2 separate regions of the Homo sapiens genome follow, and region 2 is linked to region 1. Evidence: chromatin loops called from intact Hi-C (ENCODE). Cell type or tissue: endothelial cell of umbilical vein. All regions are shown on one strand. Each heading gives the region's core, and the rest is flanking DNA. Links, peaks and the distances in the headings are about the cores only.

Region 1 (15,413 bases), core at 3,142-11,141:
GTTTGTTATTGGTGTATAAGAATGCTTGTGATTTTTTCACATTGATTTTGTATCCTGAGACTTTGCTGAAGTTGCTTATCAGCTTAAAGGAGATTTTGGGCTGAGACAATGGGGTTTTCTAGATATACAATCATGTCACCTGCAAACAGGGACAATTTGACTTCCTCTTTTCCTAATTGAATACCCTTTGTTTCTTTCTCCTGCCAGATTGCCCTGGCCAGAACTTCCAACACTATGTTGAATAGGAGTGGTGAGAGAGGGCATCCTGTCTTGTGCCGGTTTTCAAAGGGAATGCTTCCAGTTTTTGCCCATTCAGTATGATATTGGCTGTGGGTTTGTCATAAATAGCTCTTTTATTTTGAGATAAATCCCATCAATACCTAATTTATTGAGAGTTTTTAGCATGAAGGGCTGTTGAATTTTGTCAGAGGCCTTTTCTGCATCTAATGAGATAATCATGTGGTTTTTGTCTTTGGTTCTGTTTATATGCTGGATTATGTTTATTGATTTGCGTATGTTGAACCAACCTTGCATCCCAGGAATGAAGTCCACTTGATCATGGTGGATAAGCTTTTTGATGTGCTGCTGGATTCGGTTTGCCAGTATTTTATTGAGGATTTTTGCATCAGTGTTCATCAGGGATGTTGGTCTAAAATTCTCTTTTTTTGTGGTGTCTCTGTCAGGCTTTGGTATCAGGATGATGCTGGCCTCATAAAATGAGTTAGGGAGGATTCCCTCTTTTTCTATTGATTGGAATAGTTTCAGAAGGAATGGTACCAGCTCCTCCTTGTACCTCCGGTAGAATTCAGCTGTGAATCCATCTGGTCCTGGACTTTTTTTGGTTGGTATGCTATTAATTATTACCTCAATTTCAGAGCCTGTTATTGGTCTATTCAGAGATTCAACTTCTTCCTGGTTTAGTCTTGGGAGGGTGTATGTGTCCAGGAATTTGTCCATTTCTTCTAGATTTTCTAGTTTATTTGCGTAGAGGTGTTTGTAGTATTCTCTGATGGTAATTTGTATTTCTGTGGGATTGGTGGTGATATCCCCTTCATCATTTTTTATTGCATCTATTTGATTCTTCTCTCTTTTCTTCTTTATTAGTCTTGCTAGTGGACTATCAATTTTGTTGATCTTTTCAAAAAACCACCTCCTGGATTCATTGATTTTTTTGAAGGGTTTTTTGTGTGTCTATCTCCTTCAGTTCTGCTCTGATCTTAGTTATTTCTTGCCTTTTGCTAGCTTTTGAATGTGTTTGCTCTTGCTTCTCTAGTTCTTTTAATTGTGATGTTAGGGTGTCAATTTTAGATCTTTCCTGCTTTCTCTTGTGGGCATTTAGTGTTATAAATTTCCCTCTACACACTGCTTTAAATGTGTCCCAGAGATTATGGTATGTTGTGTCTTTGTTCTCATTGGTTTCAAAGAACATCTTTATTTCTGCCTTCATTTCGTTATGTACTCAGTAGTCATTCAGGAGCAAGTTGTTCGGATTCCATGTAGTTGAGCAGTTTTGAGTGAGTTTCTTAATCCTGAGTCCTAGATTGCACTGTGGTCTGAGAGACAGTTTGTTATAATTTCTGTTCTTTTACATTTGCTGAGGAGTGCTTTACTTCCAACTATGTGGTCAATTTTGGAATAAGTGTGATGTGGTGCTAAGAAGGTATATTCTGTTGATTTGGGATGGAGAGTTCTGTAGATGTCTATTAGGTCCGCTTGGTGCAGAGCTGAGTTCAATTCCTGGATATCCTTGTTAACTTTCTGTCTCGTTGATCTGTCTAATGTTGACAGTGGGGTGTTACAATCTCCCATTATTATTGTGTGGGAGTCTAAGTCTCTCTGTAGGTCTCTAAGGACTTGCTTTATGAATCTGGGTGCTCCTGTATTGGTGCATATATATTTAGGATAGTTAGCTCTTCTTGTTGAATTGATCCTTTTACCATTATGTAATGGCCTTCTTTGTCTCTTTTGATCTTTGTTGGTTTAAAGTCTGTTTTATCAGAGTCTAGGATTGCAACCCCTGCCTTTTTTTGTTTTCCATTTACTTGGTAGATCTTCCTCCATCCCTTTATTTTGAGCCTATGTGTGTCTCTACATGAGATGGGTCTCCTGAATACAGCACACTGATGGGTCTTGACTCTTTATCAAATTTGCCAGTCTCTGTCTTTTAATTGGAGCATTTAGCCCATTTACATTTAAGGTTAATATTGTTATGTATGAATTTGATCCTGTCAGTATGATGTTAGCTGGTTATTTTGCTTGTTAGTTGATGCAGTTTCTTCCTAGCATCAATGCATCAATGGTCTTTTACAATTTGGCATGTTTTTGCAGTGGCTGGTACCAGTTGTTCCTTTCCATGTTTAGTGCTTCCTTCAGCAGCTCTTTTAGGGCAGGCCTGGTGGTGACAAAATCTCTCAGCATTTGCTTGTCTGTAAAGGATTTTATTTCTCCTTCACTTATGAAGCTTAGTTTGGCTGGATATGAAATTCTGGATTGAAAATTCTTTTCTTTAAGAATGTTGAATATTGGCCCCCACTCTCTTCTGGCTTGTAGGGTTTCTGCTGAGAGATCAGCTGTTAGTCTGATGGGCTTCCCTTTGTGGGTAACCCGACCTTTCTCTCTGGCTGCCCTTAACATTTTTTCCTTCATTTCAACTTTGGTGAATCTGACAGTTATGTGTCTTGGAGTTGCTCTTCTCGAGGAGTATCTTTGTGGTGTTCTGTGTATTTCCTGAATTCGAATGTTGGCCTGCCTTGCTAGGTTGGGGAAGTTCTCCTGGATAATATCCTGCAGAGTGTTTTCCAACTTGGTTCCATTCTCCCCGTCACTTTCAGGTACACCAATCAGATGTAGATTTGGTCTTTTCACATAGTCCCATATTTCTTGGAGGGTTTGTTTGTTTCTTTTTACTCTTTTTTCTCTAAACTTCTCTTCTGGCTTCATTTCATTCATTTGATCTTCAATCACTGATACCCTTTCTTCCCATTGATCGAATCGGCTACTGAAGCTTGTGCGTTCATCACATAGTTCTCGTGCCATGGTTTTCAGCTCCATCAGGTCATTTAAGGACTTCTCTACACTGGTTATTCTAGTTAGCCATTCGTCTAATCTTTTTTCAAGGTTTTTTGCTTCTTTGCAATGGGTTCAATCTTCCTCCTTGAGCTCGGAGGAGTTTGATCGTCTGAAGCCTTCTTCTCTCTACTCGTCAAAGTCATTTTCCACCCAGCTTTGTTCTGTTGCTGGCGAGGAGCTGCGTTCCTTTAGAGGGGGAGAGGCGCTCTGATTTTTAGAACTTTCAGTTTTTCTGCTCTGTTTTTTTCCCCATCTTTGTGGTTTTATCTACCTTTGGTCTTTGATGATGGTGATGTACAGATGGGGTTTTGGTGTGGATGTCTTTTCTGTTTGTTAGTTTTCCTTCTAACAGTCAGGACTCTCAGCTGCAGGTCTGTTGGAGTTTGCTGGAGGTCCACTCCAGACCCTGTTTGCTTGGGTATCAGCAGCGGAGGCTGCAGAACAGTGAATGTTGCTGAACAGCAAATGTCACTGCCTAATCGTTCCTTTGGAAGTTTCGTCTCAGAAGGGTACCCAGCCATGTGAGGTGTCAGTCTGCCCCTACTGGGGGGTGCCTCCCAGTTAGGCTACTCGTGGGTCAGGGACCCACTTGAGGAGGCAGTCTGTCCGTTCTCAGATCTCAGACTCCATGCTGGGAGAACCACTGCTCTCTTCAAAGCAGGGACATTTAAGTCTGCAGAGGTTTCTGCTGCCTTTTGTTCAGCTATGCCCTGCCCCCAGAGGTGGAGTCTACAGAGGCAGGCAGGCCTCCTTGAGCTGCGGTGGGCTCCACGCAGTTTAAGCTTCTCAGACTGCTGTACTAGCAATGAGCGGGGCTCTGTGGGCATGGGACCCTCCAAGCCAGGTGCAGGATATAATCTCCTGGTGTGTCGTTTGCTAAGACCATTGGAAAAGTGCAGTATTAGGGTGGGAGTGACCCAATTTTCCAGGTGCCATCTGTCACAGCTTCGCTTGGCTAGGAAAGGGAATTCCCTGACCCCTCGCGCTTCCCGGGTGAGGTGATGCCTCGCCCTGCTTCGGCTCACTCTCGGTGCACTGCATCCACTCACTATCCTGCACCCACTGTCCGACAAGCCCCAGTGAGCTGAACCCGGTACCTCAGTTGGAGATGGAGAAATCACCCGTCTTCTGCGTGCTCATGCTGAAAGCTATAGACTGGAGCTGTTCCTATTTGGCCATCTTGAGAAGTATTTCTCATTAACTTGCCACCCTTATCAGTATGTCGTAAAGATATTTCCATGTTAAGATGATAGGTGATTGATTGACTGATTGAGATGTATATAAATGTAGATGGCTCTTTATAGCCATTGAGTAATATTTCATGGTATAGATTAGACATATTTTAAAAATCTCATTAAAAATCCATGAAATGGCAACTTAAAGCCAAGGTACTAAAACAGGACTACAAGGCTTTACACAGAACAAAGCGGAGGCTCCTTCATTGTGGTGCAGGTATTTATTGATGTGAGGTTTTTTTGGGGTTTTTTTTGAGACGGAGTTTTGCTCTTGCCCAGGCTGGAGTAGAATGGCACAATCTCAGCTCACTGCACCCTCTGCCTCCCAGTTTCAAGCGTTTCTCCTGCCTCAGCCTCCTGAGTAGCTGGGATTACAGGCATGTGCCACCACCACGCCCGGCTAATTTTGTATTTTTAGTAGAGACGGGGTTTCTCCATGTTGGTCAGCCTGGTCTTGAACTCCCAACCTCAGGTGATCCACCCGCCTCAGCCTTCCATAGTGCTGGGATTACAGGTGTGAGCCACCATGCCCAGCCTGATGTAAGTATTCTTTCTCTAACTTCACTTTAAATGAAATTGAGGATCTTAATCTAATATTGCTATTAAGCCTATTTGAGGGTTTTCATAGCCATAGCAGAATTAGACTTTCTGGAAGATTTAGGTGATTCCTTTTTCCAGAAGTCTTAAAGACTGTCTAGAGAGAGGCAGAGATACATGCTTCTGTTTCTCTGAATCTCAGGGAAGCCTTCTGAACAGATTTAGCAGTCCAGACAAGGGTGGGTGTGCCACCTTGTGTTTAAACACAACCACGAGTAGCAGAAAATAGCTGGGGTTTATGTTGCAGTTGTGGCTTTAAGAGCAGCCAGCACAAAGCTCTGGCCTAAACACCAGTTAACTCCCATTGCCCAAGGCCACTGAACTGAATGTTTGGATTGTCCCCCTGTATTTGTGCCTGCCCAGGAGCCAGCTCAGATGAGTAATAGCTTCTGCTGAAGAGGAAGCGGCTGAATACATCAGAGCATCTGGGCAGGACTTCTTGAAGCCCGACTGCCAGCGGAGACTGGCCTTGATGAGGAGAAGGCATCCCTGAGGGCCAGCTCAGCTCCTGAGAGCTACAGAGCCCCTCAGCAGAGGGATGGCCTGAGGCCTGCCTTCCAGACAACATTGTCAGCAGTAAAGTTGGCCATGTAGTGCCAACTACGTGGTTTCCACAAGTGTTTCTTCATGAATCTTCACAACATTCTGAGGAAAGTCCTAGTTCCCTAATGTGAATGAGGAAAACAGGCGGGGGGAGCCCGGCAGGGGTTGAAGTCACTTTTTCAAAGGAAGAGTCACAGCTGAGTCTAACTCAAGTTCACATGATACCAGTGAACTGAAGAGCACTTATAGCTGGGCATGGTGGCTCATGCCTGTCATCCCAGCACATTAAGCCCAAGAATTTGAGATGAGCCTGGGCAACATAGGGAGACCCTATCTCTACAAAAAATTAAAAGTAAAAAAATTAGCTGGGAGTGGTGGCACATGCCTGTGGTCCCAGGTCCTTGGGAGCCTGAGGTGGGAGGATTGCTTAAGCCCACGGGGGTTGAGGCTGCATTGAGCCGTGATTGTGCCACTGCACTCCACCTGGATGACAGAGTAAGACCCTGTCATTAAAAAAAAAAAAAAAAAAAAAAAAAAAACAACCACTATATGAGATACCATGGGAAAATTTACACCATTTCATTAATCTTCACAATAGTCCTACCAGATAGTATATTTGCTGGCAAATATCGATGAATAATATAATAGGGTTAAAGCAGTTCTACATTTAAATCTAAATGGTTAGGGGAATATTCCAACTCTGCCTCTAACCATCTGTGGCTTGCTATTCTCAAGAAAACTTATAATGTAAAATGTATCTTTGCAGCAGTTACATTACATTCAACCACTAGGGGGCAGCATCAACACAATTTTTCCAGTCTTCCATCTGTAAAGGAAGCAGGGTAGTTTGAGGGTGTTTTAATAGGTTGAGCAGCTGTGCAGGTTTGCCTGGCACTGAGTAGTTTCCCAGGATGTGGGGCTTTCAGTGCTTAAAAAACAGGAAAGTCCCAGGCAAACTGGAACAAGTTGGTTACCCTGGTGTTATATGTTGAAATGGTAGTGAGAATACTACTGTCATTCCCACTTTTACAGAAAAGGGAACCACGAGGAGTAGTTCGTCTGAGGCTCCACACGGCTGCTAGTGTGCAGCAGAGCTGGGATTCCCGCTGTGCCCATATCACACGCAGGACCATGCTCTTAAGCAGGGTATGTGATAATGCCTCCTGAACCATTTAGGACTGCCTTTGGTTCCGTGCTACCGAAACCTGATGACAGTGGCCTAAGCAATAAAGCCTTTCACTTTCGCCAGTGGCGCCATTATGTCATCAGGAACCCAGACTCCTGTTCGCCTCTCACTGGCCAGAGTGGGGCCCCTTGGCTACCTCTGCTGTAAACGAGTCGAGGGAAGTGAGGATCTTTATTGGGCACACTGCTGTCCCAAACAAGCTCAGCCTCCTTTCACTCGAGAAAAAAGGGAAAGTGGGTACTGGGTAGAGAACTCGCAGTGACTACCACACTCTCCAAAGCCACCATTACACTGAAGGTGTGGATGCTGCGCCACCCTGATCCCCCACTTCAGGACTTCTTCCCCCAGTTGCTGGTGGTGCTTGGCTGTCGGTGCTTTCAGGGCACTGCTCTGGAGCAGAGAGCCATCTGCTGAAGGACATGCTCCTTCCCAGGGCAGCCACATCCAATGATTGGTCAGAATAGGGATCGGAAGGCCCAGGGACAACCCTGAGGGGCCATCTCAGCTTCAGAGCGCCTTTGGGGTCAAGCCAAGGCCTTGTGACTACAACATAGCCCAACTTCTGCCTCATCCAGCATCCTTCACAGTGTTGAGAGCACTCCCCAGCAACCCCCTGCACACACGTCTGTCTCAGACTCTGCCTCCTGGGAACTGACCTGAATGGAAAGCAAGCAAATCCTAGAGGCTAAGGTCTCTGCTAGCATGGGCAGGAAAGCTGGACTCATTTCTAGAAAAGGGATAAGTATCTATTGATGACCAATAGATCTTCTATCACTGCCTTTGAGAGGCTTACCATTTTATTGCAGAAGCTAAGTATGCACATAGGAAGCAGTAGGAAAAATTTGATTTCAGACAATCCAAAGCTAATTACAGAGGGCTGTGACTTACCATTTGTTGAACAGATACCATGGGCTGGACACTAGGCTGAACATTCAACTAATGTAGTCTGTGTATCTCACAGTATGAGTGAGCACTTGAAGTAGGCATTTATTATCCCCATTTCACACGTAAGGAAAGGCTCTGAGCTCTGAGGCTCAGAGGTAGACGTGTACATAAGATCACACAGTCAATAGTAAGTGGCCAACTCAGGACTGGAAAGTGAATTATGCTAGACTATAAACTCTTCCAGGTCCCTCTAGCTTGGTACCTCTCCCTGCGCCCCCTACTCTGTTACGTCCACACAAGTGAATAAGTAAACTTGACACTTGGGCTACAGTCAAGAGTCTACTCTGCTCAAGGGGATGATCCCCTTCTTGCATCTCTGTTATGGATATTTATATTTCTAGCTCCTTTTGTTTCTTTTCCCATTTTTTCCTAATGTAGCTTTTCCAAGAAAACGGAATCTTGTTATAATAGATTGTCTTAGCCTGGTCTCCCTTGAAGCAGAGTCTGAGAAAAAAAAAAAAAAAAAAGCTTAAATGTAGTAGTTTGTTAAGTTGGTTAGGGGATGTGGTACCAAAGGAGCAGGAGTGAAAGAGGGGACAGAAGGGGAAGGAGGGAAAGCCAGTGTAAGGATGCACAGGGGCAACTGGGTGCTCTATCCCACAGGACCTCCTAAGAAGGCTTGGGAAATACATCTCAGAACTGTTCACTTGTGGGAAACATTTATCCATTGGCTACCAGCCACAGCTGCCTTCCCTGCTCTGCTGACTTGCATGTGCATGACTGCCCAGCAGGAGGGTGCCTTGTACACCATGGCATCAGAGAAACACTAGGGCAGGAGGCAAGAGAATCAATCTCTCTCTCTCTCTCTCTCCCTCCCTCCCCACCCCCATGTGTGGACACAGTAAGAAGGTGGCTATCTGCAAGCCAGGAAGAGAGGCCTCACTAGCAACTGAAAATGCTGTCTCCCTGACCTTGGACTTCTCAGCCTCCAGACCTGTGAGAAATAAATGTCTGTTATTTAAGGCAAAAAAGAGAAATCAGTAACTGGAAAAAGACTAAGAGGGTTGGAAATGGAGCACGAGATGCACTTTATGTGCAGGATGGGCCAGCACTTGTTGAGCATTTCAACGCCCAAGACATGCAGTGTGCTTTTTACGCAGAACCTTGTTTCATCTCACAGTAACCTGTGACTTAAAGATTATCATCCCCTTTTCTTTTTTTTTTTTTTTTTTTTTTTGGAGACAAGCTCTCACCCTTGTCATCCAGGCAGGAGTACAATGGCAGTAATAGCTCCCTGCAGCCTCAAGCTCCTGGGCTCAAGCAATCCTCCCACCTCAGCCTCCCGAGCAGCTGGGATTGCAGGCACGAGCTACCACACTCAGCTAATTTTCATATATTTTTTTGGAGATGGGGTCTTGCTGTGTTGCTCAGGATGGTCTCAAACTCCTGGGCTCAAGCAATCTGTCTAGCTTGGCCTCCCACAGTGCTGGGATTATAGACATGAGCCACCCCGCCCAGCCTATCATCCCCATTTTTAAGACAGGGAAAGAAACTGAGAGGAGAGGTCACTTGCCAAGGCCTCTCAGCCACGAAGTGGCAGAACTGGGAGGCAAACTAGTCTGACTCAAGCCCTTACTCATAGTCATTATATCATTATATTAAACATTCCTCACAGGGGTCTACAGAAAGCATGTGTGATGGCTTACCAATACATACTAAATAGTTCTCTCCGGCATGTATAGATTTTACATTCATGACAGCGTAAATCAAATTAAAAACGCTTCCTTGGCCCTCCACAGCCTTCCAGATAAAATCCAGGCTCCCTAAGGGCCTCCCTGAGTACATGGACTGCAGTTGTTGATGGATTTTCTGCATGTCTGGAAGACAGAAAAAGCGTCTTGGATCATGGTGTGGGGTGTGAGATTGACAGGATCTCCGAGAGGACAGTCGCTTCCAGAGCACTTCAGAAGCCAGTGATTTCTCAGTCCTCCACTCTTCTCCCCTTCCCTATCTGTGGTCTCCAGTGTGATCACCTAGAAAAAGAGCTTTGGAACCATATAGACCAAGCTCAAATCCAGTTCTCTACCACTTCGCAGGTGTGGAGCCTCAAGCAAGGTACCCAGGCTCCTACAATCCCTAAACCAGGGATGATGACTCCCGCAGAGTGTATGTGAAGCTCCAGACACATGGACCATCTCCACCTGGCAGGAGTCATTATTTCTCACAAATGACTCTCTCCATTGCTCTGAGACACCAAAACCAGTTGAAACCAGAATGACAGCCCTGCCCACATTTTTTTTTAATGTGAAAGATGAAAGGTCCTCATTTCTTGTTCTGATAGCTTCCTGCCACACACTGAAGTCTCCTCAAGGACACGTCTTTTACTGCATGCAGCTTCACAGTCAGCTCCTCAAGCAGAAGACTGAACCGTGACTTGTTTTTAGAAGCTCTCCGGGTAGGGAGGACATATCCATATGCAGGACAGAACCTTGCTTTTCAAATTCAAGAAAAAACAGTAACTAATCTATCGATTCTTCTGTGATTCAGTCTGCCAGGGTGTTCTGTAAAGAATCCTTTTCCATCCCTATCACACATTTGTACGAAAGGGGAGGGAGAGGTGGCAGGGTCCCAGTACACCGGCAGGCACTTCGGCGATGCCCGGGGCTCCGCTCCCTTTCTGTTGATAGTTGTAGGCGTCATTTCTGGCAGCTGCTGCAGCTCGATGCAGGGAAGGAAGGGGCCACCCACCAATCACCTCTTTCTGATGCCACATTTTTGACGTTCATGGAAGAGGCCTGTCTCAGAGCTCCCTAAGCTGACAATCTTTGGGCAGCCATCTCTATTCTTCTCCTGGCTGGTGCACTCCTTACAATAATAGGCATCAGAGACTCCCATGGCCTCCACAGATCTCACAGTGTCCCTGGTAAAAGCCATAGTTACACTCATCATATAAGCATACCAGGGTGAAGGGACAGACACAGCGGTCACAAATCACACACTTGCCGTCAGTTTTCACACAATCTTCCGATGGCAACATCAGCCTGCTTGCAGCAAAAGATCAAACCCAGATAATGTTCAGCCGTAGCTCCTGCTCACGCTGCATTGCCCTCTTTTTAAAGCCAAGAAGCCCATCTGGAGGCATCAAATCATGCTTTATGCATAAGTAGGAGCTACAACGCATTGGCCACATGCACCTCCCTTGGGGGGACTCAAATTTACTGAATCCTGCCTTTGTGCCCAACACTGCATTTGGAACCTTATATAAACATCTCCACTATTCCCCAAGAGGGTTCATCCTTTCCCCTTGTTTCTTCATTATCTATGTCTAACTTCCATCCTTCCTGCTTTAGTTGGACTTGCTGTTCATTTGAGAGGAAGCTGCTGACCACAGAGTTCAGCAAAAGAATGGGAGTATGGAGGCTCAAAGTGTGGCCCCTGGAGAAGCTGAATGAGAAGTAGCCCTGGATATGGTGTAGACTCCCACAAACCAGAGATCCTGCCCTCAGTGCCTCAGCTTTAGGAAGCTGCTCCCTGCCTTGCTCCTGGGCAGACAGGTATGGTATTGATTTCCCCATACCCCAGCATCCCCACCCCAGTTTCCCTCTCTTCCCCCATTGCCCGGTGCTTTGGCTGGCATGCCCCTGACAACCAGGGAGGGCAAGTCCTTCTCCTGGTGGGTAGCCGGCTGGCTTCCTCCCAGCTCAGAGCCAAGCATGCCTCAATTAGGTACGCCCTAGGATGGGAAGTCCTTCCAGGGGCCTTTCCTCAAAAGCCGGCCAGAAGTGGGCTCCTTCAAGCCTAAAGTTAAGCCGATGGAGTATGCAGGGTGGAGACGTGAAGGAAGGCCACACCACCTTCTGGTGGCAACTCCGCCTGGCCCACGTTTTGCCGCTTTTCCTCTTTCCCTGTCAACCACACCACGTGAGGCCTCTTTCCCAGCAAACCAAAGCTCCCTCTGGCGGCCCAGGAGGAGTCAAATCTTCTCCCCACCTGTGTACATTATTTTCCAGCTGTAGCAAGTAGAGACACGCTCTGTGTCCAGATGGCCTCACCCCAGCTGCCCTTTTGTCCCACTGATGAGCCAGGTGTTTAGCATTTTAAACAACTAGCACTCTGATTGACAGACTGACCATTAAATTGACTTTCTGACTGATGGATCCTGATGGACCACTGTCTATCTGAAAAGTTAATCCTGAGTAATTGACTGGCTGGTTGGCTGATTAAATATCTAAACACACAAATCACTTGATTGACCTAATGGATTTCTTTTTTTGTTGCTTTTTGGTTTTTTGTTTTTGAGGCGGAGTCTCGCACTGTTGCCCAGGCTGGAGTGCAGTGGCGTGATCTCCGCTCACTGCAAGCTCTGCCCCCCGGGTTCATGCCATTCTCCTGCCTCGGCCTCCTAAGTAGCTGGGACTACAGGCGCCCGCCACCATATATATATATATATATATATATATACATATAGTATTTTTAGTAGAGACGGGGTTTCACTGTGTTAGCCAGGCTTGTCTCAATCTCCTGACCTCGTGATCTGCCCGCCTCGGCCTCCCAAAGTGCTGGGATTACAGGCATGAGCCACCACACCTGGCCACCTACTGGATTTCTTACTGATGTACTAACTGTAGGTAACTAAACATCTGACAAGCTTAAACTGACTACATAACTGACTCTTTAACCAGCTGAATGACTGACTGCCCAGTGGAGGACCAACAATAACTGATGTCTGGCTCCATAACTAAGGGTTACAGATGGATGGGAGAAGAGGCTGCCCCTTCCTCACACTCCAACTCCTATGGGGATTGAGACCCTATTCTTCTCCCCCTCTTGAGCCACTTGAAGACTGCAGAAAGGGTGTTATGGTCAGAATATTGGTGATCTCCCCAAATTCATATATTGGAACCTAATACCCAATGTGATAGTATTAAGAGATGGGACCTTTGGGGAAGTGATTAATTCATGAAGGCTCTGCCTCAGGAATGGGCTTAGTGGCCTTATAAAAGGAGTTGGAATTGAAGGGAGCTAACTTGGCCCTTTGGCCCTTCCACCATGTGAGGACACAGCTACAAGGCACCATCTTTTTTTTTTTTTTTGAGACAGTCTCGCTCTGTCGCCCAGGCTGGAGTGCAGTGGCTTGATCTCGGCTCACTATAAGCTCTGCCTCCCGGGTTCATGCCATTCTTCTGCCTCAGCCTCCCAAGTAGCTGGGACCACAGGCACCTGCCACCATGCCCGGCCAATTTTTTTTTTTATTTTTAGTAGAGACAGGGTTTCACCGTGCTAGCCAGGATGGTCTCGATCTCCTGACCTCGTGATCCGTCTGCCTTGGCCTCCCAAAGTGCTGGGATTACAGGCGTGAGCCACCGCGCCCAGCCCCAAGCATCATCTTTGAAGCAGAGAGTAAGCCTTCACCAGTCCAGTCCTTGATCTTGGACTTCCTTGCCTCCAAAACTGTAAACAATATATTTCTGTTACTTATAAATTACCTAGTCTAAGGTATTTTGTTAGAGCAGCCTGAATGAGCTAAGACAGAGGGCAATCAGGAAACTGATGTTCTGATCTTCTGGTGAGGTTCTTAACCAGGGCCCGACATATGGGTTTCAATTTTGCTTTCAAAACAGTGTGGATGTAAAGATGTGTGTTTATCCAGGAAGAGGGTTCACAACTTTCTTTGGATTCTCAACAGAATTCAGCACACACGAAATATTATGTTCAGAGCTACTGCTCTGGGAATAAGAACCTCAGCAAACACATTTCAGATAAGCAAAGCCCTTGTCTGAATTCAAGCCCATTTCTATCTCCCTCCCATCAAGCCAGAGTGGCAGAAGATGACTAGGAAGAGTCAGAGGACCTTAGAGGAGGTGGATGTAGCCAAGAGAAAGGATAAAGGCTGAGCTGTTTGAAGTTTCCAGAGAGGACTGAGGAAGTCAACCTGGGTCCTTCTTGTGTGGAGGTCACACTTCGCCCAAGATAGCAGAGGCCGTTTAAACTGAGATGGATATATTTACCCTTTGTTTGATGCCAGGAGTATGTGATCATGAATTGTTATGTGGCTGTGTGTACTACATACCGGTGTGTTCACAAGGGTAGGTATAACTGAGCTGTGTGCATAAGTGAACGAGTGGCCTTTGGGTTTAGTGTGAGCATCTGAATGGTTTGGTGAAGGGATGTGCACGTGCATCTTTAACCATTTACCCATCAAGCCTCTCATTAAGTTAAGACAGGTTACGGAAAAGAATTCCACTAGGTGAGAGTATCTGCAGACAGGCCTACAGCCCACACCAGAAAACTGGGAATCCTCAACTCGCCCCACTCCCTGATCCCTCATCATCCACTGAATCCATGCTGCCACTCCCACCATCAGCCCCCATCAACTCTCCCTGGGCTGCTGCTCAGCCTTCAATGGCCTCCCCCAAAACCCTTCTGAATGAACTGCAGCAATAGTGATGACGGTAAAATGACTTTTGGGTCACAGCGCGTCTCCCCTGAAGCGAACAACGGCTTTCCATTGTCGGAGGATACTGCCCATCTCCTCAGTCTGACTCGAGGGCTCTTTCAAGGTCGACTCTGGGGTAGTGAGGTCCCCGGCTTTGGGCGCGTCTCCCCTCAGTCGGCTCGTATCCCACACCCCTTCCCCCTTGGATGCCTCGTTCTCTGGGGCCCTTTGGCGCTGCCCCTGCGTCCCCATCATGGAAACTACCACCTGCTGCCTAACTGCCAGACGCAAAAGTGCCCAAGCCTGTCTCTCACGTTCCACCCCATAAACCTTCCCCACCCGACCAGAAGCCAGAGAGACCACAGGTCGAAGCAGGACCACGCAAGGACGCGCACGCCTCTTTCCCACGCCGCAGAGCGATAGAACCCGCAACAGGAAAACGGAAAGGCCGTGCGCCGGAAGAACAGGTAGGGACTACGACTCCCAGAAGCCTCTTGACAAGGACTACATTTCCCAGAAAGCTCCGCGCGGTTCCCACCCCGGAACTGCCTCTGCTTTCGAAAGCGGAAGGCGGGCCAACCGGGCAGGGAACAGGGTTTCTGAAGGGATAGACCGGTGGGCGGTGTCGCCGGGTGTCTACCTCCAGGGGTCGTTCGTGAGCCAGAGAAACCCGGACTTAGGAAGGAAGGGGCCTGGCCACAGCCCTTCCGCTGTTGGCTGTGCATTGCCCTTATTCCCAGCTCATTCTCTGTCGTTGAGTCGAGCAAGGAGGGTCAGACAGAACCAGGTCCACCACGTTTGTGTCTTTCCGCCAGGTGAGACTTTTACTGATGCTATTCCAGTCATAAAAGCCAGGAGCTACATGGAGTTCCCAAGGAGGCAATTCCCCTAACACTACCCGCTCACTCGCTCACTCCGTAGTCAGAGCCATAGGCACACAGGCTTCAGCCACTACACCAAGTCAGTATTGCAAAGCATACAAAATAGTCTACTTAGTCAACATGTTAAATGTTGTAGATTAAATATTCCACATCAAGCAGGGTAACATTTAACATCAAGAGCAAAGGAGATAGATAGGAAAAGGGGTTAACAAACTAGTCCCAGGAGAGACAAGGTGTCCTGGCCTCAATGTCTTGCAAGGAAGAGTCTTTGATGTGGGCAAAGCCTTAGGCAGCAGATGCCGGGTGTTTATCATGGGCGACAGCAAGATAGGGTCTGTTAAGACGGCCATTTAGAGCTAGAGAAGTCCTGCTCTTTTTATGGCCACGGGGGTCTTCTGGTGACGACTGATAGTGAAGGAGTGTGCCTGTTTATGCCCGTATTTGGTTGGATACACTCTTTTTTGGTTAGGCGAACATCGGGACTCTGTTGGCATGATGCCTTTTGAAACGTAAAGTGGAGTCTTTTGCTAAGATGGAGTTACTTATGTCAAGGGTGTTCTATACACTCCCTCTGCCTGCTC
Region 2 (15,413 bases), core at 3,692-11,691, 340 kb after region 1:
AGATCACACCACTGCACTCCATCCTATGTGACAGAGTGAGATTTTTGTCTAAAACAACAAAAAAACCAAAAGAACACCGGCTCAGTAACAGCATGAGTAACCAATGAGCCGATGCTGAAAACCAATGAATTCTGTCTTCAAGCAACTTGTGTAAACTTCACTTTTCCCAATAAAAGATTCCCTTTATCTTCCCCTCTTCAGGTACATACGTGGCTTTCCATAACTGTGCATCTTGGATTTTAATCCTTTTTTCTAATTCCCTAATAAACTCAACATGTTTGGAGATGTTTGTGTCTGATTTTTTTTTTTTTTTTTTTTTGAGGCCGAGTCTTGCTCTGTTTCCCAAGCTGGAGTGCAATGAAACGATCTCGGCTGCCTGCAACCTCCGCCTCCTGGGTTCAAGCGATTCTCCTGCCTCAGCCTCCCAAGTAGGCTGGGATTACAGGCACATGACACCATGCCCGGCTAATTTTTGTATTTTTAGTAGAGACGGGGTTTCTCCATGTTGACCAGGCTGGTCTTGAATTCCTGACCTCAGATGATCCGCCCACCTCAGCCTCCCAAAGTGCTGGGATTATCAGGGGTGAGCCACCACACCTGGCCTTGTCTCTGATTTTTTTTTGAGGTTGACAGAGTCCATATAAAAACTCAAAGAATTGCTCCAGGTACGGTGGCTCACGCCCCTAATCCTAGCACGTTGGGAGGCTGAGATGGGTGGATCATCCGAGGTCGGGAGTTCGAGACCAGCCTAATCAATATGGAGAAACCCCGTCTCTACTAAAAATACAAAAATTAGCTGGGCGTGGTGGCGCATGCCTGTAATCCCAGCTACTCTGGAGGCTGAGGCAGGAGAATCGCTTGAACCCGGGAGGCGGAGGTTGCAGTGAGCAGAGATCACTCCATTGCACTCCAGCCTGGGCAACAAGAGAAAAACTCCGTCTCAAAAAAAAACAAAAGAAACAAAACTCAAAGAATCTGCAGCCAAATTAACAGAATTAATCAGAGATTTGATCAAGATCGATGGACATAAGATTATATACAAACATTGATTATGTTTCTGTATACTGGCAACAGTAAAAAAAATTTTTTCTTTTACAAAATATCGTATTCAACATTAACAAAACAGTTAATGTACCTAGGAAGAATCTAACGAAAGATGCATAAGGCATTTATGAAAAAAATTTTGGAATATAATGGAAAGATACTGCATTTCTTAATGTAAACTAACTATTCTAGCAAACTTCAAACTCTTAGTGGTGTAGCACAGTAGAAGTGTTTTTCTTTTACTTTTTTGTTTTGAAATGGAGTCTCGTTCTGTTATTCAAGCTGGAGTGCAGTGGCGTGATCTCGGCTCACTGCAACCTCCGCTTCCCGGGTTCAAGCGATTCTCCTTCCTCACCCTCCCAAATAGCTGGGATTACAGGCGCCTGCCACCACACATGGCTAATTTTTGTATTTTTAGTAGAGACAGGGTTTCACCATGTTGGCCAGGCTGGTCTCAAACTTCTGACCTGAAGTGATTTGCCTGCCTGGGCCTCCCAAAGTGCTGGGATTACAGGCATGAGCCACCACACCCTGCCAGAAGTGTTTTTCTTTCTCTTCCAACAGTCGCATGTGGGTGTTCAGTGGGAAGACTTCCACACCATGACGGGGGAACCCAGGTTCTTTCATCTTGCGGCTCTGTCATTCCTTAGGGTCTCAGAATCCTCTTCTTGATCCCCTGCATCCACCTACAGTTGAGGGAAGAAACAGAGCAAGGCAGATCACAAAGGAGGGCCAGGCCTGGAGGGGTTACCTGTCCCTTGCTCTGCCCTCATCCCATTGCCCAAAACTTACCTTGGCCACAACTCACTTTTAGGGAAGCTGGGAAACACAGCCCAGCTGTGAGCTAAAAGAAAGGGGATTAGGCTTGGTGAACCACTGGACAGTTTTCTGTCACAGACAGATCAGACCTACATAAATGTTTGTTGATAGGATGACTTGAAATTACAAAAGTGTGTCAGGCACAGTGGCTCACGACTGTAATCCCAGCACTTTGGGAGGCTGAGTGGGGGGGTGGGGGGGGGGGGGCGGATCACTTGAGCCCGGGAGTTCAAGACCAGCCTGGTCAACATGGTGAAACCCCATCTCTACCAAAAATACAAAAATTAGCCAGGCATGGTGGTGCACACTGGTAATCCCAGCTACGTGGGAGGCTGAGGCAGTAGAATCGCTTGAAGCCGGGAGGCGGAGGTTGCAGTGAGCCGAGATCACACCACTGCACTCCAGCCTGGGCAATGGAGCGAGACTCTGTATTAAAAATAATAATAATAAAAAAAAAGCTGACTTTTTGATTCAATGCAATGCCCACCGAAATTCTAACAGAGGTATTTGCAGAATTTGAACAGCTGATCTTAAAATGCAAGTGAAGAAGGAAAGGGCCGAGAATAGCCAAAATTATCCTGAATGTGGGGAGAAACTACCCTGTCAGGAAAAAGGGCTTGCTTTAAAGCTATAATAATTTAAACAGTGTGGTATTGGTTCAAAAACAGAAAACTATACCAATGGACAGAATTGAAAGCCCATAAACAGAGCCCCACATCTGTGAGGGACACAAAAGTAGGTGAACCACAGATGAGCAAATAAAGAACAGACTTTTCAATGAATGCTGCTGGAATCAATTGAGTGTCCTAATGTCCGCATTACTATTATCCAAATTATCCATTAGTTGCTTTTTTTGTTGTTAAATAAACAGGTAAATGTGAATGGTAAAAACTTCAATACTTTTAAAAGAAAATATAGAAGAATGTCTTTAAGACCACACAGAAAAGGATTTTTAAAAAAATAAGTCACAAAAGGCCAGGTGTGGTGGCTCACGCCTGTCATCCCAACACTTTGGGAGGCTGAGGTGGGTGGATCACTTGAGGTCAGAAGTTTGAGACCAGCCTGGCCAACATGGTGAAACCCCGTCTCTACTAAAAATACAAAAATTATCTGGGCATGGTGGCAGGTGCCTGTAATCCCCACTACTCAGGAGGCTGAGGCAGGAGAATTCCTTGAACCTGGGAGGCAAAGGTTGCAGTGAGCTGAGATCACACCACTGCACTCCAGCCTGGGCAACAGAGCAAGACTCTGTCTCAAAAAAAATAAAATAAATAAATAAGTCACAAAAATGTCATATGAAAAAAGGAAATGATTGACACAAAAATTAGGAAGTCGAGTTCATCTAAAGAAGACATAAAGAAAATGAAAAGACAGACCAGGTGTGGTGGCTCGCACCTGTAATCCTAGCACATTGGGAGGCCAAGGTGGGCAGATTACTTGAGATCAGGAGTTTGAGACCAGCCTGGCCAACATGGTGAAACCCCGTCTCTACAAAAATACAAAAATTAGCCGGGCATGATAGCATGTGCTTCTAATCTCAGCTGCTAGGGAGGCTGAGGCAGGAGAATCGCTTGAACCCAGGAGGCAGAGGTGGCAGTGGGCCGAGATTGCACCATTGCACTCCAGCCTGGGCTGGAGTAAGATGCCATCTCAAAAAAAGAAAATGAAAAGACAAGCCACAGGCTAGGCGAAAATATTCATGACACATACAACTGACGAAGGAGTAGTATCCAAAATATATAAAGAATTGCTACAAATCAATAAGAAAAAGAAAACAACCCTATAGCAAAATGAAATAAAGACAGAAACATATTTTCACTAAGAAAGGAAACCCAAATGACCAATTAAACACATTTAATGATGTTTAGATTCATTAGTAATTGTAGATATGGAAACTACAGGGTGCATTACAATGCAAATTAAAATGACAATAAAATGTTTTCCACTCACTAGAGTGGCAAAATTGTAAAATCTAACAACTGGGGAGCAACAGGAACTCGTTTACACAAGATGTGTACATATGGTGTAACTCTATAAAGAAAAAGAAGGGAATAGGCTGGGCATGGTGGATCACGCCTGTAATCCCAGTAGGCAATTTGGGAGGCTGAGGTGGGTGGATTACCTCAGGTCAGGAGTTCCAGACCAGCTGGGCCAACATGGCAAACCCTGTACTAAAAATACAAAAAAATTAGCCGGGAGTGGTGGCACGCACCTGTAATCCCAGCTACTCAGGAGGCTGAGGCAGGAGAGTCGCTTGAACCTGGGAGGTGGAGGTTGCAGTGAGCCAAGATCATGCCATTGCACTCCAGCCTGGGTGACAGAGCCAGACTCCAACTCAAAAAAACCAAAGAAAAAGAAAAAGAAGGGAATAATAAACACCAAATTCAGGATAGGGGTTACCATAGGAGGGGTGGTATAGAGAGAGAGGGGCACCCAGGAGGGCCTCCCAGTCTCAGTACATAGGCAACATTGGTTACATAGATGTTTCTATTTTTATTTTGTATACCTTATATGTGTTTAATATAATATTCTATTGTACACATATATGTGTGTTCTATTATGTATATATGAAATATTCTATCATGCATTTATTTATTTATTTGAGAGAGAGCCTGGCTCTGTCACCCAGGCTGGAGTGTAGTGATGCAATCTCAGCTCACTGCAACTTCTGCCTCCTGGGTTCAAGTAATTCTTGTGCTTCAGCCTCCCGAGTAGCTGGAATTATAGGCATGCACCACCACGCCTGGCTAATTTTTGTATTTTTAGTAGAGATGGGGTTTCACCATCTTGACTAGGCTGGTCTCGAATTCCTGGGCTCAAGTGATCCACCCGCCTCAGCCTCCCAAAGTGCTGGGATTACAGGAGAAATATTCCATCATTTTAAAATTGTTACTAAAAATAAGATAAAATAAAGATACTATTTTGATTCTGGAAGGGCTTGAAATATTGTCAAGAAAACAGAAAACCAAATCATTCCAATATAATGTAGGTGGGTATAAGATGCCATGGGACCCAAGAGGAGAGACATGCTAATTCTGCCTGAGAAAATTAGAAAGACCCTATGAAAGAGGGGAAACTTTGAGTTGGGTCTTAAATAATGAATAGGAGTTTTCTGGGTCATTCGACATCAGCAGCACTAGATTTACAAAGCATAAGAGAGAGGAGGCCGGCATAAGACAGCATCGTGAGGGATTGCAAGAACTTCAATGCCTTGCTCTCACAGATATATCCATGCCATGTTTTTATTTCTGCTGTTAGGCTGAAGGCAAAATGGTTGGGTCTTTTGTGTTTTTCAAGCCATTTTGCCAGTATGAACACATATAAACTGAAAATTGAATTTCTGAAATAAATGAGATTGTGGTATGGGCATGAAACAGTCATGTAACCATGATCAGCAGAGTCATCTATGGTCAAGGTGATGGAGTGACCCAGCCAGTCAGTCTGCAGGATGTGTGATTGCACACCGTCCTTACCAAGCAAATAGAGGAAGCTCGAGAAGGTATTTGCAGAGCCTCAGAAAAATGCTGTGGTTATTCTGAGTAAACTTAAGCATGGCTTTGAGGGAAAAATAAAATTTTGGATTTTGAGATCTGTCTAAATTTTGGATACTTTATATCTAACCACATTACACTTACAAAAAAAAGCAGCAATTTTTTTCTCATCAAACCTCTAGCTAGCCTTATTAATTATCGAAATGACTAATTTAGAATTCAGCTTTCCTCCACAACCCCTGCTATTCTCTGACAGAAAGAGGAAAAGGGAGAGGAGAGAGGATACATTTCTAGAAGGCAGGTGCCCTGAGAAAAGTAACCGGCCACTGTGGTTGGCCATCTGCACAACCACATAAGTAATTGACCTGCAGAAACATCAGTCCATAAGTAACTGACCTGCAGAAACATCAGGGAAAACAGCCTGAGCCAAAGACCTGCAACCGGAATCCATTTAATTTTAGGCCTGGTGCGGTGGCTCACACCTGTAATCCCAGCACTTTGAGAGGCCAAGGTGGGCAGAACATTTGAGGGTCAGGAGTTCAAGAGAAGCCTGGCCAACATGGCCAACTAAAAATACAAAAATTAGATGAGTGTGGTGGTGAGCACCTGTAATCCCAACTACTCGGGAGGCTGAGGTGGGAGTATTGCTTGAACCTGGGAGGTGGAGGTTGCAGTGAACGGAGATTGTGCCACTGCACTCCAGCCTGGGTGACAACGCAAGACTCTATCTCAAAAAAAAAAAATCCCTTTAATTTAAAAAAGTATCTTCCACTATTGTTAGAAAGTCATCTTACTATTATCCAGATTCTCCAAACATTGTTTTTGTTTGATAAGCCTTCTTCATATACCCTGGGTTTGGCTGAGGGGTTTAGGTGTTTTAATAATATTATTACAATTGACCCAGTAAAGCAGTCAGAATCCATGGAAACTTAAACTGGCTTTAACTTTTAGCTGTTTTGGTCTCTCAGCAGGAATCAGGCAAAGAATCTCAGAGGAGTCTGCTAACCTCTCAAAAGTGACAACTGGGATAAGAATGTCAGAAATCCCTCAACTACCCTAGTTATTGGAGAATGAGGGTATTGTGGTGCATTGACTGCTTTTTATTAAGTAATCTACATTTTGGAAGGCTTTCTGTTGCTTTTTCTTCTATGGTGGTTAATGATTTTGTTAAATCCAAAGAGGTAGTAGCAACTAAGAATGTGGGTTTGGAGTCTGACCAACCTGGTTGGAAGCCAGATTCTATCCCTTTTAGTTTTAGTAGTTTCCCTATCTAAATAAATGGACTATAATTTCTTTTTTCTTTCTTACTTTTTTTTCTAGAGACAGGGTTTCACCATGTTGCCCAGGCTGGACTCAAACTCCTGGGTTCAAATGATCCTGCCACCTCAGCCTTAAATGTACCATAATTTCTTAACCACATAGTTTCTATTTCTTTACATTTATGAATAACACTATATCAAATATCTTCGTATGAAAATGTTGGTTCCCTGTGGCAGACACCATTGGCAGCTTACCCAAAAGAAATTTACCCTCCTTCCTTTGGAATGCTACCCCACTGGTATTCAGGCAGCCATGTTCCTGCTGGGCCTTGAATGGCCTGAGCCCATCATGGAGATCTCACTCCTCTTTGTTAATGATACACACCCAGAAGGTGAAGGGAAGTGTTTACAAGCTTCTCAGAAAGGCATTTTTGGAGAAGGTCTGTTTTGCCCCACTCTCTTCTTTTGTATTTGTCCATTGTCAAATGAGAATAGGATGCCGCGAGTGCTACCATGAGGGGAGACAACACGTCCCCCCAACTCTGGATGGCAGAGTGGGAAAAGAAAGATCCCAGGTTCTTTGTTATACCATGGGGACACAAAACCACTTCCAGGATTCCTTACTACCTAACTTATATGAGCAAGAAATGTCTGAATGCTGCAGTCACATTAGCTGAGTTTTTTTGTTTGTTTGTTTCTTTTTGACAGAGTTTCGCTCTTGTTGCCCAGGCTGGAGTGCAATGGCGCAACCTTGGCTCACTGCAACCTCTGCCTCCGGGGTTCAAGTGATTCTTCTGTCTCAGCCTCCCCAGTAGCTGAGATTATAGGTGCGTGCCACCACGCCTGGCTATTTTTGTATTTTTAGTAGACACGGGGTTTCATCATACTGGTCAGGTTAGTCTCGAACTCCTGACCTCAGGCGATCTGCCCGCCTCAGCTTCCCAAAGGGCTGGTATTACAAGTGTGAGCCACCGCGCCTGGCTGAGTTTTCTATCACTGGCAACTGAAAGCATTTGAGCTCTTACACCTAAATTTAATTTATTTCCTAGAGTAGGTTCCCACCTGTGGAACTTGTAGACCTCATCTATACAGGCAAATCTCACTCGAGAAAAGCCTCCATTTATACCCCCATCAGCATATAGGAGACTACCTTCTCACCACAGTCTCTTCAATATTGAGTCACTGAGTATTACAGACTATCATTCTTTAAAAATCACTGCTAATTTGGTAGGCAGAATCTGCTATTTCAAAATTAGTGTTTGCTCAACTGGAGTTGGTGGAGCACAGTGTGATTGGACTTGGCATAAGAGAGCCTCCTGGCGGCCCGCCCAGGCACTGCAGGAAGAGGTGTGGTCAGTATAAGGCTTCCAGAAGCAGTGACAGTGACGGGTAAGGGTCAACAGTGAACTCACATGGGAAGGATCAAGAGCTCTTCCAGGTGAGGCCAGAAATGTGAGGGCAAGGGTGTAAAGCTGGCCTGAGCCGGCAGGAGGTGACCTGGGATCACAGACAAGGGCCGGCCCCAGGGAGGAGTGGCCCTCTGGAAGGCCCCAAAGTCTTGTGTCTTCTCAGCCAGATTGTGTGCCTCTGCACTGTGTTCCACCCAGACATGATCTTAAAGATGCTCCTTAGCCCCTGAGGATCTTTCTTTCTCTCTCCCTTTTTTTTTTTTTTTTTTTTTTTTGAGACAAGGTCTCACTCTGTTATCCAGGCTGGAGTGCACTGGCACAATCTCAGCTCACTGCAACCTTGACCCCCTCCAGGCTCAAGCCATCCTCCTGCCTCAGCCTCTCGAGTAGTTGCGACTGCAGGCGTGCACCACCACACCCAGCTAATTTGTGTATTTTTTTTGTAGAGATGAGGTCTCACTATGTTGCCCAGGCTGGTCTGAAACTCCTGAGCTCAAATGATATGCCCAACTGGGCCTCCCCAAGTGCTGGGAGTATAGGTGTGAGCCACCACACCCGGCCAAGATCTTTCTTGATAAAACCCAAAAAAGAGGATGGACTTGGTGCTCACGCCTGTAATCCCAGCACTTGGGGAAGCTGAGGTGGGCAGATCACCTGAGGTCAGGATTTCGAGACCAGCCTGGCCAACATGGTGAAACCCTATCTCTACTAAAACTACAAAAAATTAGCTGGGCTTGGTGGTAAGTGCCTGTAATCCCAGCTACTCGAGAGGCTGAGTCAGGAGAATTGCTTGAACCCGGGAAGCAGAGTTTGCAGTGAGCCAAGATCATGCCTCTGCACTCCAGCCTGGGCAACAAAAGCAAAACTCCGTCTGAAAAAAAAAAACAAAAAAACAAAAACAAAAACAAAAAAAACCCAAACAGGAAAATTGAGGAGGCCAAGATGACCTAACTACTGTAAACTGTCTGCTCAAATTTTAAACAGAGCCAAAATTAAATATGGGAATTAAGTTTCCTTACATTGAAACTCAGAAGCAACACTTGTGCCTTTTGTATCAGTCAGAGTTCAGTCAGAAAGACAGAAAACACTCCAGTTATTTCAAACAGAGAAAATTTAATTTGGGAATTTCTTTTCTTTTTTTTTTTTTTTTTTTTTTTTTGAGATAGAGTCTTCCTCTGTCACCCAGCCTGGAATGCAGTGGCTCAATCTCAGCTCAGTGCAACCTCCACCTCCTGGGTTCAAGTGATTCTCCTGCCTCAGCCTCCCAAGTAGCTGGGACTACAGGCATGTGCCATCATGCCTGGCTAATTTTTGCATTTTTAATAGAGATGGGGTTTCACCATGTTGGCCAGGCTGGTCTTGAACTCCTGACCTCAGGTGATCCACCCGCCTCTGCTTCCCAAAGTACTGGGATTACAGGCGTGAGCCATCGCGCCTGGCCTAATTTGGGGAATTTTCAACAAAATTGTTAGAAGGGCTAGAAGAGCAAAAGGTTGAAGAAAGAATGCTGGAGAAACAAAACAAAACAAAAAAAGAAACAGTGATAACCAAAGACCAGAAGCTGCTAATATCACCCTGAGTGGGGCTCTGAGACCCTACATCTGCTGCCACAATTTTGGAGCCACCATTGCAATTAGTTCTAAATCCATCAAAGAGATGAAGAGATAAAACCACTGAAAATGTTCTGCTTCTATCTGGGCTTCTAGGGCCTCGGAATGACCCTACTTCTGCTGCCTCAACAGCAACTGCGAGGACCTGCCAACAACTGCCAGGGAATGAAGGCCAGTGTAAGACTCTCCTCCCTTCTCCCTACCCTCTGGTCTCCTGCCTGTCCTTTGATTGGAGGAGCCCACGGATATCCAGTTGGCAAAGGGGCCTGGGAAATGTAGTTTGCAACCTCTCAACCCCAGTAGTTCAGAGTGTACCAGGGCAGGAATGAAGCCAAGAATAAACAGGAAGTAACTTGCACATTATCATATCCAATTCTACAACCTCTATTTTTTGCTCTAAATTGGACTATATAACTTATTTTTATATTTGATTCTGGGTGAATTTCTCATATGAATCTAACTCCCCTCCATGAGAGTTTTTCATAAAAGTTGACCACGAAAAACAATTTGTGTTGGCCATTCTACACAGAACACAGGAGCTTGGCACTGAACGGCGCTGTCTTTTACATATGGCTGCGCTGAGGACCCATGTCAGTCAAAGACAGCATTTGAGAGGTTCTGTTTCAAGGTGTACTTTGATAGCGAACATATCTACCTCAAGGAACCTCATTCTAGGGAATGTTTATTGTTTTTCCTCTGACCTGTTTCCTCTCCACCTCTTATCTGGCAATAGCACCCCACACCTTGCAATAGAAAGACCCAGCCAATTCTTCCTCTTTCAAGAAGTTGGATCTTGAATAGACACAGACACAGATCATGGTGCTGTGGAGTCATCTAATGGCACATAGTATAGTGCAATGGTACATGCCCAGGTCCCCAGGGGTGACCTGTTTTCTGCCTTTCCCAAGGCCTAGTTGTTCAGCTGTCCCTTAGCAGTGTATTAGTCAGGGTTCTCCAGAGAAACAGAACCACTAGGATGGGGGTGGGTGTGTCTTGAGAGAGAGACAGAAACAGAGAGAGAGAGAGAGAGAGAGATTTTGAAGAATTGGCTCGTGCAATCGTAGCAGCTGGCAAGTCTGAAATCTGCAGGGCAGGCCTGCCAGCTGGAGACCCAGGGAAGAGCTGAGGTTGCAGTTCAAGTCCACAGGCAGTCCAGAGGCAGAATTCCTTCTTCCTCGAGGGACTTCTCCGTCTTTTCTCCTAAGGTCTTCAACTGACTAGATTAGCGATCACCCACACCATGGAGAGTGATCTGCTTTACTCAAAATCAATTTATTTAAATGCTAATTACATCTAAAAAATGCCTTCCCAGCAACATCTGGACCAGTGTTTGATCAAAAACTGGGTACCATGGCCTAGCCACGTTGACACTAAAATTACTTATCACAAGGATTCTGCCAATACATCCTCTTTTTTTTTTTTTTGCCCTAGTTAATTGGAAATATTTTCTGTTGCTTGCAACTGCAGAACACGAACTGCTACAGAATGTAATTTGTTTCAACACCAGTCTGTCCAAATTGAACTTTGACCTGACAGGTTGATAATTTGCCTCAGTAAACAGAGATCTGACTGTGAGTAGCGGGGGTTCCCTTTCCTATGGCATCACTTAATTTTTATATGAAAATAAGGCATATGTTAATAATAGCAAAAATACTTTAAAAATAATATATGGCCTACCTCTCACTAGTTCTTGTCTTTACTTGCTATTTTTGGACCTCAGATCCCTGGAAGTTCCTGGGAGATGTTTTCGGGTGTTTCACACAGATCCCCCAGCTAGCCCAGGCAGCTGAAGTGTTGCTCTGCTTTCCTTCTCCTCCCCTGTCATCTGCTGGGCCCAGACACAGCTCTAATTGGTCATCGCTGTTAGCGCCGCTGAGCCACCCTTTCCTCCCGAAGACTGCCACCAGGCCATGTGAGGTCTTGAACTACCCAGGGCCTGCAGGGAGGCTGGGAGCTTGGCTAGGGTACCACACTCCCTTGCTCCCCACTGTCTGCTCTCCCACATCAAACCAACCACAGAGGCATGCTTATTAGTACATGTACACCTCCCCCTTCCACGGATAAGGCTAGCTCCTTTTTCCTTTAGGAAACCTCCCTGGTCTTCCACATCCAGTCAACTTCAGATAGCCCATGCTGTCAATTCTTCAGATGTGCCCAACAGATCTGAAATTTAGCAATGGTCCCAACAGGGGCTGGGATGAAGCCCCTGCTATAAGAGCAATAGAGCTACAGACCTGTGGCACCTTGGATAATCAAATCAAATTTAAAACATTGGGTCAAACCATTGGTTTGATCTAAATCATCCATACTCTCAGACTTCAAAACAAACCAGGGCTGGGCGCGGTGGCTCACACCTGTAATCTCAGCACTTTAGGAGGCCGAGGTGGGCTGATCATGAGGTCAAGAGTTCGAGACTATCCTGGCCAACATGGTGAAACCCTGTCTCTACTAAAAATACAAAAAAATTAGCTGGGCGTGGTGGTGCGTGCCTGTAGTCCCAGTACTTGCGAGGCTGAGGCAGGAGAATGGCGTGAACCCGGAAGATGGAGGTTGCAGTGAGCTGAGATCTCGCCACTGCACTCCAGCCTGGTGACAGAGCGAGACTCCATCTCAAATAAATAAACAAACAAAAAAAAAACAAAAAAAAAAAAAGCAAATCCGTATGCCCATATGCCTGTTAGCTAGACTTCTTCTCCAACTGGATATAAAATTGAATGGAAGCATTACTCACCTTCATAGATATTTTGGCTGGGAAGGCAGCTCATTAAGTTCCCCAAGGAAAAATTAAACTATCTGGGGGAATACAAAGCATTAACAACTACAGAATCTGAAAAGTAACAGAAAGTTCACTAGTTGCAAATATGTGAACTCATATAATAGGAAATACTTTCTGATGCTTGCAACCACAAGACTAATTAATGAATCTGTTCAAACTTAAATTTACTTAACGAGCTGCTACTCTACCTCAAGAAATTATATATTGTATTTGAGAATATACCCATTTTCAGCATATAACACTTAACTATTTGTGGAAATGACTATGTTTTAAAAATAAAACAATTTCATGCATTAACAATACCATAAAGAATTATGTAGAATAGTGAGGACTGAATGACACAAAGAGAGTTCAATAATGAGAATGTCATCTTCTCCATTGTGGTGTCTTAGGCTTGTGAGAAAGAAAGCTGTGGGAGTTAAATAAAATGTCTAAAACTAACTTTTTAATTCAGTAATTTTTGTCTGGATTCTAAGCTGAATTTTGAGTCAGCAAAAGCAGGAGCTATTTGTCTCTGCCATCCCACACAAAGCCCACAGGGAACATACCTTTCTTCTCAGGCTTAGCAAATGTTCTTGTGCACTCAGATTTCTGAATCTGCAGCGCTTTGCACGGCTGCCACAAGGACACTCGCAACATGAGAACTTCAGTGTACAAAGGTGGTGATTGCAAATCTACAATGAAATTCTATTCTTGGATTCCACAAGAATAAAAAAGTCTTTGCTCCTCTTCTGTACCCAGGAAAGGGAACCTAGGAAGACCACTGGAGCGAGGACAATTATGGAACCATGCAACTGGACTTCCAAATTCAATGAATTGCATGCCTGCAAGCTTTCTTCATGGTCCATAGCCCACATTCACCTCACAAGATGGGGGAAGAGATAAAACACTTTGGTTTTCTTAATGCAATGTTGGTGTTTCTTTAAGAAAGTATAGCCTAGACCAGGCTGGGTGCAATGGCTCACACCTGTAATCCTAGCACTTTGGGAGGCCGAGGCAGGTGGATCACTAGGTCAGGAGTTCAAGACCAGCGTGGCCAACATGGTGAAACCCCATCTCTACTGAAAATACAAAAATAAGCTGGGCATGGTGGCGCATTCCTGTAATCCCAGCTACTCAGGAGGCTGAGGCAGGAGAACTGCTTGAACAAGGACCCAGGAGGCGGGGTTTGCAGTGAGTCGAGATCACGCCACTGCACTCCAGCCTGGGCTACAGAACAAGACTCCATCTCAAAAAAAAAAAAAAAAAAAACAAAAAAAGTATAGCCTAGACCTTTATCACAAGCACAAAGTCAAGGCACCCAAAGTCCAAACACTCCTTTACCTCATGGAGACATCCAGTCTTCCAGCCCAGAGTCCACAGTGGTTTGGGAGTGGCTCCCCTCTGTCTTGAACTCATCCGACCCAGATTCTCCAGGGACGTGGTCTTCATAGGGAAGCCCTTGGGGCTCCACACCTAAGAGCCCTCCAGTTCCTTGGCCCTTTCTCACCTTCTTCCCCAGGGTCCTCTTTGCAGCTTCTCATCTATGTGGACAATCATTCCATTTTCCTCTTGATGGTGTGGGAGGAGGACTGTAGTCCTGGAGATGAGGCATCTACAAGGCAAGTAGGCCTTCATGTTGTAAAAAATGGCCCCCTCTTAGTTTACTGTGTGTGTTGAGCTTAAACTATGTTATTATACTGAAAAAGGGAGGGGGTGCTGAGTTGCATTACCAAGGCCATATCTGTTAACTCAACTTCAGTATGCAGCAGGAAAGCAAAATTGCTGGGAACTGGGGAGGATGAAGGGAAGAAAAAAGTTCCGTCCTATTACCAAATATAAAATTGAATACTCAAATTTATTTGAATAAGATTTAAGTTAATTTGAGTTAATTAATTTGAATAAGAAGAAGTTGTCAACTTCAGCAATAAGACTTTGACCTCATATTTTTGCCCTATTTACCAACAACTACTAAAAGAGGTGCTTGATATTTTGCAGCAGATAGCAAAGTACAATAAGATCTTACCTGAAGAAAAGGCAACAAATTTTATTCCGCCTGGCTCTTCTGGTATGCTACTTCTGCTCTGTGATCTTTTAAGGTGACAGATTTATTAGGTTTCTGGATATTATTTCCTTGCAAATACTTGACACAGAGAACTTGGCCATGAGAACAGAAAAGATGGGGAGATAACATTTTTAAAGCAGGCATGCTGGATTTGGAGAGGAGCAGAAAGGACCTCCAAAACAGTTACGGTGCTCTAGAGACTGAGCCAACAGAATGTGTGTATAGATAGGTTTATCATAAGGAATTGGCTCACATGATTGTGGAGGCTTGGCCAAGTTCAAAATCTGATGGGGCAGGCTGGAGACTCAGAGAAGAGTGGGAATTTGAATCCAAAGGCAGTCTGCAGGCAGAATTCCTTCTTTCAGCTGGGAGGTCAGTCTTTGTTCTAGTAAGGGCTTTAACTGTTGGGAGGAAGTCCTCCCACATGACAGAGGGCAATCTGCTTTACTCAGAATCCACTGATTTAAATGTCAATCTCACCCAAAAAAACATCCACACAGAAACATCTGGAATCATGTTTGACCAAATATCTGGGCACCATGGTCTGGCCAGATTGGCACATAAAATTAACCATCATACTAGGGAAATGGTGATAGGTCCAAATTCCCAGAAGGAATGGCTCCTCAGGGAACAAAATCCGGGACAGTGCTGGGAAGGCATGCACTAGTGGCCCCCAGGATCATGTCTGGTGTTGATGGATTTTCAATTGGGGTACTGAGGAAGAGCAGTGGTTTCTGTAGCAATCAGAAAGACCAGGTACCAGAGAATCTCAGAACCAGAAGAGATTTTGGAATTTACAGGGCAGAGGTCGTCAGACTTAAGCATGCTTCAGAATCACCTAGAAGCTTTGTTATAACAGATGGCTAGATCTTGTCATACTCAGAGTATCAGAGTAACAGTCCAAAATTTTGCATTTCTAACAGTTTCCCAGGTGGAAGGACAATGGCCGCACTGCAGTCAA

The links. Hi-C counts contacts between places; a loop is a spot of excess contacts. Peaks named below come from ENCODE experiments on the same cell type or tissue, not always from the same donor. Only the 100,000 strongest peaks of a DNase experiment are listed, where the experiment ranks them.
Region 2: a loop joins it to region 1, with 3 times the contacts of the local background. A loop is called at or near these places in 4 of 110 quality-filtered maps.

What each region holds. Positions count from the first base shown.
Region 1 is chr3:141,297,339-141,312,751 of GRCh38, forward strand. It overlaps LOC124909441 (a long non-coding RNA gene), which reads left to right and starts at 6,495. Exons shown (of 4, transcript XR_007096119.1): 1 at 6,495-6,590; 2 at 8,418-11,069; 3 at 14,299-14,418. It also overlaps the pseudogene PHF5AP7. RefSeq lists an enhancer at 14,302-14,491. In endothelial cell of umbilical vein, for the core only: CTCF peaks have their summits at 6,242 (motif pointing right) and 8,303; a DNase peak (open chromatin) is centred at 6,233; H3K27me3 peaks cover 623 bases.
Region 2 is chr3:141,637,098-141,652,510 of GRCh38, forward strand. No RefSeq gene overlaps it. Among named protein-coding and RNA genes, the nearest start is that of RNF7, 93 kb to the right of the region's middle. In endothelial cell of umbilical vein, for the core only: a CTCF peak has its summit at 7,939 (motif pointing left); a DNase peak (open chromatin) is centred at 9,884.